Linked DNA regions of Mus musculus: region 2 is linked to region 1. The links are chromatin loops, found by intact Hi-C in ENCODE. Cell type or tissue: heart. All regions are shown on one strand.

The links. Hi-C counts contacts between places; a loop is a spot of excess contacts. Peaks named below come from ENCODE experiments on the same cell type or tissue, not always from the same donor. Only the 100,000 strongest peaks of a DNase experiment are listed, where the experiment ranks them.
Region 2: it touches region 1 in a loop (2.7-fold over the local background); 5 of 42 quality-filtered maps call a loop at or near these places.

Annotation. Positions count from the first base shown.
Region 1 is chr14:67,232,390-67,234,889 of GRCm38, reverse strand. Ebf2 (early B cell factor 2) reads right to left here and starts at 246. Exons shown (of 16, transcript NM_001360202.1): 1 at 1-246. It overlaps Gm20675 (a long non-coding RNA gene), which reads left to right and starts at 1,695. Exons shown (of 2, transcript XR_874748.1): 1 at 1,695-1,787; 2 at 2,143-2,474. In heart, a CTCF peak has its summit at 1,499; DNase peaks (open chromatin) are centred at 319 and 1,539; H3K4me3 peaks cover 2,373 bases; H3K27me3 peaks cover 1,311 bases.
Region 2 is chr14:67,611,879-67,614,378 of GRCm38, reverse strand. No RefSeq gene overlaps it. Among named protein-coding and RNA genes, the nearest start is that of Gm24981, 46 kb to the right of the region's middle. In heart, no CTCF peak of the experiment used is centred here; DNase peaks (open chromatin) are centred at 488 and 1,018.

The sequences.
Region 1 (2,500 bases):
CCGCATCCTTCCAGCTGCAGAACGTTCTCCAGAAAGTGGCCACAATTTGGAAGCATCACCTGTTCTGGGAAAAACAGGAGGAGATAGATAGCTGCCTGATCTCTCCCCTTCCTCCTTGTTCCCCCCTCCCTGCTCCTCCCCACCGTTCCGATATAGGAAAAAAAAAAAAAATCCCCAACAGGATCAGTTGTAAGAGGAAGGGGAAGACCCGGAGCGGGGAGGAGGCGGTGGCTGAGAGCGCCGCAGAGCCGGGCTGCTGCAGCGCGCGGGCCCCATGAATGGTTACTACAACCCAGGCCGCGGGAGGCGGAGCCGAGGCCCGATAAGGAGCCTCATTTGCATGGACGCCCGGGATTGGCCGGCTCTGGGCAAGCTGGGCGGACGTCCTCCCGCGGCGTTAGCCAAGCTTTGCTTTGCCCGAAGTCCGGGAGGTGAAAGGCTACAGCAAGCCACAAGCACCGAGTCCCGACCAGAGTCCCGAGTGTTTGGCCTGAGTGGGAAAGGGGGTCCCCAAATCCTGCACCAAAACAGAGTAGCAGGACTCTGAGAGTTAGGATCATGATGGTTCTTTCCGATCGCGGGAGCAGGAAGCCAGCGCGGATTTGCCTCTAGATGCAGGTTTTTTGTCGCCTGCGGGAGACCCTACAGATTCATTCCCGGGGTTTGGACCTGTGACCACCTGTATTTATGCTTTTCGCAAACACTACCCTCAGGGCATCCGTCTTTCTGAACCGGTCTACCAAGTCTCAGAGAGTTCCAGGGAAGCAATCATTTCGTGCGAAGGCCACAAGTGTTAGAAGGAGAGGCGAGATGAAGGAAGGAGAGAGCGGAGTGTGGACGAATGAGGCTCAAGTGCAGTTTAAATAAATATACTGTGAAGGGAAATGGTGAAGGAGTTAAGGAAAACAGCCCCGGGAGGGCGGGAGTACGCACCTTTGCAGATAGGAGAGGTTGCTGACAGCTTGGCTGGCTGAGAACTGCGGGATGAAGTTTCGAATCCTCCCCCCTTTTAAAATCTCCCTCCCCAATCCCTGAAGGCCGGGGAACCCTGCGTTAGAGACACGAGGCGTCTGTGAAGAAGTCCTGGAAACTTTGTCCGCCGAGCGCTGTGGTCGCGAAGGTTGGTGGTCGGGAAGCCGAGGCTCCACAAAATAGCTGAAACCCTAGACGGCTGGAGGTGCCTATTAAAAAAAAATCCTCCTGGCTGGGTGTTATTTTCTTGCTTCTCTTTTTGTATTCTGATCTGCGCGTAGATCTGCTGTTGAAATCTAGAACGCCAGCGCGAAAACAGATTTGAAGACAATGAATGCAAATCTGTGCTCAAAGACCATCTGCCGTGGAGCAGACAATCAGCTGCGCCGCGGTTCGAGCGACTGCACCCGAGCCTCTCAGCATCATTACAGTCGGGAGTCTTTCCTCCCGGCTCAGGGCTCAGGTTTGAGTGTCAATTGACTCCTGACCGGACCCCCTAGCTGTAGGTGAGCGCTCACAGACGAGCTGCGAGAGTTCGCCGCTAGAGGACACAGCGCCTGGGGTGCACGTTTGCCCGGCGAGCGAAAAGGAAGCTTGCGCTTTCAGAGACTGCTTGAGTCTCCATTGAAGGGGACCTGAGCACGTCACTTCACCTCAGGGGCAAACTGTGACTACAGACTGCGCAGGCGGGATGGTGCTCCGGAAGACTTGGTCTCTCTCTACAGCAGTGACTGACTTGAAAGCTGGCTGGGGCTCTCTTTGCACAGACTGGGGAGGGGGGCTGGAGTCGCGTTGATGGTGTACCCTAACTCCAGGTCTTTAATTTCAGGCTTAAAGGGGAGGCAGGGTGGCTTGAGGTACAGTTGAGTGTAAGAAAATAAGAGGCCTAGTTGCATTCGGCAGTTATCCAACAAAAGAGGGAGGGTGGGGGAGAAAATGGTCGAGATAAGATCCACCTCTGCTCTTTCAGCTGCGCAGTTCAGTTACACAAGACTTTACGGATAATTGCGACCCCAGGAAAAACTAACCACCCAGAGTCTTCGAGCTGGGCCTGCTCGTTTTTGTTTTGGTTTGGTTTTAGTTTTAGTTTTGTTTTGTTTTTGTTTTTTTTAAGTCTGCTGAATTTAACTAATCTCTTGTCCTTCTTTCTTGTCCCGGCCATGTTCCCAGCTGGGCAAGGCCTCAGGTTCCTCGGTGAAGAGTGTGGACCAGCCAATGAGCCCTCCGACGTGTGGATGAAACGGCTGGCTTTTGTTTAGTTTTGTTTTAACCTCCCCAAGGAGACTTTGATCAGCTCCACCTCGAAAATGTTCGCGAAAGATGCGGAGAGCCTGAGGGACTGCGGGGCAGCAACGGGCTCCGGCCTAGCCCGGCCCGCCGGCCCCCAGAGGCTCCAGGTTAAAGGGCAGAGCCAAGGTCGCTGACGCCTCTTTTCTCACCAGTAACAGCTGCCGCCCAAATTATACCCCTCAGGAAGCGAATGAATTGTTCCTTTCTCCTTGCTCCCTGCTGCCTTCTCCAAAGCATA
Region 2 (2,500 bases), 380 kb before region 1:
TCACCGTGACATGTCCCAATCAGCACGTTGCAAATACTGGGCAATTAAGTTAGAAAGCTCGATTGGTTTCAGGAAAGGATGTAAAACATGACTTCGCTACTTCGATACTCAAGTAGAGTATCTTGGCTAGAGCCATGGCTTAAATGGTGGGAGGGGGTGTGAGGTGGAGGGATGTGTGTGTGTGTGTGTGTGTGCACGCGCGCGCGCGCGCGCGCGCATGCGCATGAGCTAGAGAAGAAGGCACTCTGGCAGGTGGTTCTTGTAAAAAAAAAAAAAGTCATCTCTCGAAGTTTAAAATATTTCAAATTATCTACATCCCGCTCTGGACAGTAAGCGACTCGCCAGGCGATTAGTGCAGATACCACTATACTCTTCATACAACCCTTGCTGATCTAACATCAACTCTCTGCCACGCAACGAGCAACAGTGCGACAGGTGGGCATGGGGTGGGCCTCACGCATGCCTTCAAGGAACCTCCGGGCTTCCCACACGAAAGTTTTTAAGTAGAGTTTACGACTGGGGAGTCAGTGCGGGGCATTGAGCAAGAGCTGCGATCAGACTGGGATTTGCTATTCCAGCTGCAGCCTTCCCTTACTGGAGAATGGACCTTGGAGACTGTTTTGCTCTCTGGACAGGAGCTTTGCAAACCTGTGAGGGGTGACATTCTCCTCCTTAAGAAGACACTGGGCTTGATTTCTTCTCTCATCCCTCACGCTTTTATTTTTAATGTGCACTGTGTTTTGCCAGGGAAGCGGGTGGGGGTGGGAATCACCGTGCCTTTGAAACGCTGTTTTCCGTGGACAGCCTATAGAACCTTGGTTATTAACAACGTCTCACAAGACAGTTATTTTTGGAGTGGCCTCTTAGGACGCAACCTCTTGGAAGTGAACTCATTTATTTTGCGTCTCACTGTCCTGCCATTTCCTGCGGAGAGAGGGGAAAAGCGAAACCACATGTTTTGAGGAGCGAATGGAGGAAACCCCATCGAAGACAAATGACGACTCCTCTCCCCTGGCAATTAGTCAAACCTGGGCTCCTGGCCAGCCCAGGTGCTCCCGACTGCGTATAAATTTGCCAAAGAACAATGAAAATAGCAGCTGATTGTGCTGACAGATTCTTCTGGTAATTTCCTGTTGTTTGGCATCTTCGGGTTCTTTTCCCACAATTATGGCTGCTGATGAAGTCAGGGACCCTTCCAAGTCATTTTCTAGCCCTCTCTGTGCCCCTCTGTCATCTCACCAGCGAGCACCCTCTTATCCCCAACTTAAAAGAAATGAAACAATCGAAGTCCAAAGCCAAGTAAAGAAATATTTTGGAGTTGTAGACTTTTCTTCCCTTTCCCAGATGTTTGAATTTAATCCCCTTGCAAAATACATATTTTAATGAGTCTGAATTTAAAAGAGGAAGAAAAAAAAAACCTGCCCTGCACCTGCACCATATAGAGTTTCTTGGCAACTGTGAGCTGGAATTCAGGTTCCTTCTGATTTTCCAGCTTACATGTTGGAAGGTTTCTGGAATTATCCATTAGCATCTGATTTTGTGGAAGCTGGGGTAGCTGGTGCCATGGCTGACTGAGGTGAGGCTGGAGTCCAGTGCTACCCAGTAGGTCAGCTCCAAGCCGGCTTGGGTATCACCAGGATGTCATCGCTTGTCCTGCTTTTGCTTAAAACAAACCAAACCAAAACCCCTCGCCTTCCTCACTCTCCAGTCTGAAACAATGAAACTATTGTTGGACATAAAGGTTTATCCCCACAATGCCTGCACTTGGGAGCTGGAGGCACGAGGATGGCTGTGAGTCAAACTTGGCTTATGTGCTGAATTCTAGGGCAGCCACAGCTGTACAGTGAGACCTTGTAAGATCAGAATGAAATTAAATGACAGAGGGAAGGGAAGAAGGAAAGGAAGAAAAAAAAACCTACCATGGCTCGTTGGGGGTAGGGGGAAGTTAGACTTAAATCCAAGGCACTTGGGGTGAAATGAAAGTGAGGGAAATTTCGTTTTTCTCAAATCTGCATATTATACTTTTTTTTTCAGGAAAAAATCTATGTGTGCTTTCTTGTTGTATGTGTGTGTGCACACACACATATGTGCATGTTCTCGTGTGTACATGTGTGCACGTGTATGTTGCAGACATGCTTGTAGAGGGAAGGAGCTGGAGACACTGTTGGGGAGTTGCCAGGAAGTGGAATCTCTTTCCCCCTGCTTCTCCCTTCCCTGGCCCCTTCAGCCCCAGAGGAGTGCGGCTGTGTGAACGCTGCAATGTGGCTTTGCAACAGAGCTGCGTAGGGTAGATTAGACAGGAGCATAATGTATTGAATTTTTCTTAACAGGGCTCCGTGTCCCCTATTAATCAGGACTTCAAGTCAGGAGAATTGCAAATGAAAAAAAAAAAAAGTTCCAGGATAATGTATAACATTTGAGACGAGGGCAAGCCTTAGCAGCTGCCCCGTTGGAAAGCTAGTAGTCTTGAGCCTGGAAACGTTGGTCTGTTTGGCACTGG